Linked DNA regions of Mus musculus: region 2 is linked to region 1. The links are chromatin contacts, found by POLR2A ChIA-PET in ENCODE. All regions are on one chromosome and are shown on one strand. The core of a region is the stretch at or near the end of the contact, and the rest is flanking DNA. Distances in the headings are between cores, read along the strand shown. Region 1 holds the start of Fancc (Fanconi anemia, complementation group C). Region 2 has its middle 10 kb from the start of Gm30950.

What was found. ChIA-PET counts read pairs that join two places held with the same protein, here RNA polymerase II (POLR2A).
Region 2: POLR2A ChIA-PET joins it to region 1 with 15 read pairs in Patski. The contact joins the enhancer-like site here to the promoter of Fancc in region 1. POLR2A ChIA-PET finds 5 or more read pairs at or near these places in 2 of 5 experiments (Patski and embryonic stem cell).

The regions. Positions count from the first base shown.
Region 1 is chr13:63,430,159-63,432,999 of GRCm38, forward strand. Fancc (Fanconi anemia, complementation group C) reads right to left here and starts at 1,587. Exons shown (of 15, transcript NM_007985.3): 1 at 1,292-1,587.
Region 2 is chr13:63,915,945-63,918,644 of GRCm38, forward strand. No RefSeq gene overlaps it. Among named protein-coding and RNA genes, the nearest start is that of Gm30950, 10 kb to the right of the region's middle. Within about 2 kb of position 1,389, at least 3 of the 3 ENCODE cell types and tissues checked have a DNase peak (open chromatin) inside an H3K27ac peak, as active enhancers do.

The DNA.
Region 1 (2,841 bases), core at 337-2,836:
AGCCCCATTCATTTAAAATGTGCATACAGCTTCACATGGACAACAACATACGTGCCATGACCACTCACACAAGGGAACACTGAAGAGGGCTGGGGAGCTAGCTCAGTTGATAAGATGCCTGCCATTACAAGCATGAGAACATGAATTCTATCCCCAGAACACACGTTCGTTGCTGTGTGTGCGTGTGTATTTAAGGTTTTAAGTGTGTGGCCCACATTTGTCATCTCAGCAATGGGGAGGCAGAGAAAGGCATAACCCCAAGGGCTTGCAAAGTCAGGTGACCTACAAGCCAAATGTGATGGGTGTGAGGAGAGGCGGGGGACGAATAAGGAGGGAAAGATGGGGCACTCCTGACACCACCTCTGGCCTCTACATACACACACATAACCGCCAGTTGTTCAATTGTGAGCGTTAAATCTGCCATTTGGAAGCACCCTAAAGGCGAGGGCCATCCACAAATAGGTATCTCACGTCGGTCACACCCGCTTAGATTAATTTAATGAGGGATGGGATTTTTCGAATCATCTCATACTAGAGGAAAAGTCCAGGCACACAGAGGTCTTCAATATCATTGGCCTGTTCCAAGATTTTCATCCAGCACCCCCTCCAAGCCCAAGCACCTAAAAACTGTTCCAGTAAGGCAGCAAGACAGCAAGACACAAGCATTAAACACTCTCAGGCCTTGAATGGGCCTCTGGGCCTGTCACTCAAGCAGCTGTGGGAGGGCGATCTTGAGACCCTGAGCAGAGCTGCTCTAATGGATGGCGAGCAATAAGCTTCACCTTTGCCCCAGTCCTTCCAAAAGTACCTGCGGCTACGTTGAAACCAGAGGGAGAGGATTTGCTTAAAACAATAAAAATAAAAATAAATGGGGACGAAGGGTAAAGGACAGATGCCTCTCTACCATCGCCGCGAGCCAAGCTCACCAAGCTTCACCTTGGGCCTTAGACCCCACCCCTCACTGTCGGTCCCGCCCCGCCGGGCTCATCTGCGATGGCGCAGCCCCCCTCCGGCTCCTCTCCCTTGTGGAGCGGCCCCTCTAAGTCGTGCGGGCTCCCGCCGAGATCAGTTTCCGTGTGGTCACGCCCACCGCGTCTGTCGGCCACTGCCAAGCTGGGTTCAACTCCCCGATTAGCCACGCCCCTCACCGTCGGCCTCACCTCCCACCTGGCTCTAGCCCCGCCTCCCGCCAGGCCCCGCCTCCTGCCGGGCTATATCTTCCCCCCCCCCCAACCCCCCACATCCCGCCCCGCCCTCCCGCGGCTCGCACCCGCCCACCGTAGCTTCTCACCGTCCTGCCTCAGCTCCACCGCGCCGCGGGAGCGCGGCTCGCCCACGTTGAGACTCGGGCGCACGTTCTCGCGAGTCTTCTCTGCCCTAGCAGGAAACGGCGGTCTTCCCGGGTGGTCCTCACCCAGAGCTGCCTCAGCAGACTGGGCCGCGGCGGAAAAGAAGCCACCGCCCGGCTTCTGCGGCTTGAAAACTTGGCACAGCCTCACGGAACTTTTTTTGTTTTGACGTGTTTGGAATTTTCCCGCGGCCGCAAGGGAGTGGGGCTGCGCGCGCGCTCGCACGCACGCGCAGTGCACTCTGGGGCCCAGCGCGCTCCCGCGGCATGATGGGAAGATCTGAATCTCTCCTGGAGGAAGTGGGCGACTACGGGCTATAGCTAACTCGCGGCGCCGAGTGAGGGCTTTAGAGAAGAGAGAGCCCTGGAATGTGGTTCTTGAGAGACGGGAGTTGCCAGATAGGTCAAACTCCACATAGGGTTCAAGCCTGCTGGGCCCAACCACAAACGAGTTTTGTCTGTGGTTAGTGATCGCTCCAATCCCTAGTCAGGCCCATGTACTGCTTAGTTCAGGTTCAAATCGGTTCAAAGTTGCATTTACGCCACATAAGTGGAAACTTCTTGTCAAGTGAGACATGGCTTATCTTTTATTCTTGAATTTTTAACATTACATTTGTGTGCATGCCAGGTGAACCTAGAGGTCAGTTTGTGGGAATCAGTTCTCTCACTAATGCAGGTACCCAGTCTTCAACTTGGTGGTAGGAGCTTTTACCTGATGAGCGAGCCATCTTGCCAGCCCTTTCTTAAAGATTTTCAAATTTAGATCTGCATGGTTATTTACAGATGTTTGAATTGGGGAAGAGTCAGGATAACCTTAAACTTTTAGATTTTTTTGGTTTGTTTGTTTGTTTCGAGACAGGGTTTCTCTGTATAGCCCTGGCTGTCCTGGAACTCACTTTGTAGACCAGGCTGGCCTCCAACTCAGAAATCTGCCTGCCTCTGCCTCTGCCTCTGCCTCCCGAGTGCTGGGATTAAAGGCGTGTGCCACCACGCCCGGCTTAAATTTTTTTTTTTAATTAGTGCCTAAGAACCATTCGTTGTAATAAGACCACAACTTAGTGCCTTAAAAATAACATGTAGGGAGGAATATATGCCTGTAATAAATAGCTCTTATTTAAATACTCTGTTGCAGGATATTTGATCATACTGTGAATCCCGAGGTTGTATACTAGAAAAAACTATCTCTACACGTGTGGCTTAGCCCTAGCACACTCCTTTAATCCACGATCTTTCTGTTTATTGTAAATTGAATTTGAAAGAGAAGAATAAAGACTAGCCGAAAGACATTGGGTTGTAGAAAAACAACTGCTGAATTAGATTACCTGTATGCTTTAATTAAGGGAGCGGTGTAACAGATAGCTTAGCCATTAAGAGCACTGGCTGCTCTTCCAGAGAACCTGAGTTTGAGTCACAGCATCCACATGGCAGCTCACAATTATTAGTAACCCCTGTCCAAGGGATCTGATGCCCTCTTCTGGCCTCCTTCGGCACCA
Region 2 (2,700 bases), core at 139-2,638, 490 kb after region 1:
GAAAGAATGAAGACAAAGCCTTTCTTCTTTCCTTCCTGGCCTATCTTCCTTGCAAGGAAAATAAGAACTAGCTAGGCTGAGTGTAAAAGTCACACTCTACTACTAGAGTAGCCTACTGGAATGTTGTTTTGTGACAACATGTGGCCAGGTAACCAGACTGGCTTTGAAAGCCTGTCTTTGTCTCCTGGGTGATGGGATTTCACCACCTTGCCTGGCTTAAAATGTCTTCTGTGGTAGTAAATGTGCTGCTAACAGTCCAGGCTTCTAGTACACGGTGCTAGACACAAGTGTCCTTTTTATTTGCTTGATTTTGGAGCTTTCCATGGGTCTCACATAGCCCAGGCAGGCATCCAGACTCTATGTAGCCAAGAGTGTATCCCTCCCCAGTGCCAGGATTACAGGTGCACCCTTTAACTCCTCATTTTAAAAGAGCGAAACAAGCTACTTGTAGTGGAATACCATCAAGATGATGTTGGTAGGAGGTGCAATGCCTGAGGTAGGAAGCGGTGCCTGAGAATTCCATGAAGAAAGTGAGAAAGTTCCAGGTCCAGTGAGACCCTATCTCAAAAGATAAGGTGGAAATCGATGAAGAAAGACACCTGACACTGATCCATGGCTTTCCTGAGCACGCGCGCGCACACACACACACACACACACACACACACACACACTCTACAATGTTCCTAGGTGACAGGAACCTTGGGGAACCATTGGTATATAGGTTGTCTGCCCCCGAGAAGACATGATTGTGTGGATTGTGTGGCACGTGTCTAGAGTTAGCGCATATGTCAGCTGAGGAGTATACTGTCTGACACACTTTTTCCATGGCTCTATCTTGCTTAGTACAATGTATACTGACAGATGTTCAATATCCAACATCAACTGGTAGGACAGCTATGCTCAAGCAGACTACACTGCAGACAAAGAACCCCCTTGCACTGGATTCCCTAAGCTGAATATCTCCCCCACCCCACCCCCCACCCCACCCCCCACCCCCGGCCAGGACCTCAAGGTGGCAGATTTTTAGGTTCCTAGGGAAATGCCTTCTGGGGGCAATGATAGGAAATCCTGTCTCCTCCTCTTCCTCTCTTTTACCAGCTGGGCTGTGGCTTCGACATGATTGGACTCTGTCAAACATTGCCACCATGATACCTTCCTTCCCACAGGCCCAAAGAACTGGGCTAAGTTCATCGTTGTCCAGAGCCTTAAAGCTGTAAGTCAAGAGAAACCTTTGTCTTTTATAAGTTGATCATCCTGAGTGTTTGCTACAGTGGCAAAAAGCTGATTCACACAACAAAAATGTGCGAGCCGACTTCTTTAATCAGAAGCTGCCCTGCCACAGCTCAACGGGCCAGGGCTGCTCTGAGGTGGCTGTGCTCCAGGCTCTGCTGCCCAGAGCTGGCCTCTCGTGCCAAGTCCTGCCTCATTTCGTCTCAGCAGCGCCATAAATACTTCTTGAATTTAACTGCTTCATTCTTTCTGCACACACTGGAGCTCACACTGAAATAAAAGAAGCTCAACGTCTTTCCAAGTTCCCACAGGGCTCCAGTTGGATCCAGCTTACTCCTGTTTGAAGTCTGCAGTCAAGGATGGGTACTCGTGAGGAGAAAGTACAGAGTCTTGCTCGTGTTTCCTAAAAGAAGTTCGCACCTAATCACCTCCTCCTCCAGCCCTGGTCTCCTGTGCCCAACAGGTCCTTATTTGATAAATGCAAATACTATATCCAGCCAAGTCAAAGGACTCCTCCAACCGTGCTGGGGAGATAATTAATGTCTCAGGGCAGTGTGGGGGGGGGGGGGGCAGCTAGTGGGTGGGGCCCAAACCAGCCCTATTCTTGAAGAGAGTGTATTTCTTTCTGTAACCCCACCAAAAAAAAAAAGTGATTTTAATAATTCTGTTTGGCTCCCGTGTCTCATAAAAGATGTTTTGGGGGTGGCCCCAGCTTTGTGTGTGTGTGTGTGTGTGCTCTCTTTAGTTATAGGAACACACACTTTGGTAATCCATTTTTTTTTTTTATTCATCTCCTGGATACCAAAGGGCCCTCTAAGCCCTGGAAGCCCCCCTCTGACTTCTATTATGGATTTTTCTGGTTGCCAGTCATGGCCAGTTTGTTAGAATGAGGGCAGAGAGGGAGGGGGAAGGGAGAAGAGAGAGAGAGAGAGAGAGAGAGAGAGAGAGAGAGAGAGAGAGAGAGAGAGAGAGAGAGAGAGAGAGAGAGAGAGAGAGAGAGAGCGCGCAGGGGAGAGCCAGCTTGGGCAGGGAGGAGGAAGCAGAACAGCCTATGTGTGTGGTCCAGGCTGGTTCTCCCTTCACGAAATCCCGGGCTTCATTCCTGGCTCTGGCAAACTTGAGCGTCAGTGAATGAGTACCTTATCCGTTTTCTAAACACTGAAGAGGTTTGAAAGGGCTCTGTGGGCAGACTGTTACTATCGGCAAAAGAAAACAAGCCAGCGTATTTAGCTAAGCATTTTTAATATTTAAACATCATAACCTTCAGCTATGCAGGAGCAGTGGCTGGCAGCCAGGAAAGCTGGCCGAGGGAACTGGAGCTGCAAGTGTTCCTTCAGGTGGGTCTGCTGTCCCTTCGAGGGGCCAACAGGGCCTCCAGGCTTCCCACTGGCTCCAGACCTGTGTGCCTCATAGTGGCAGCTTGCAAGGGGAGTCATCCAGTCTTTTCATGAGCTTTGTGGTTTGATCCTA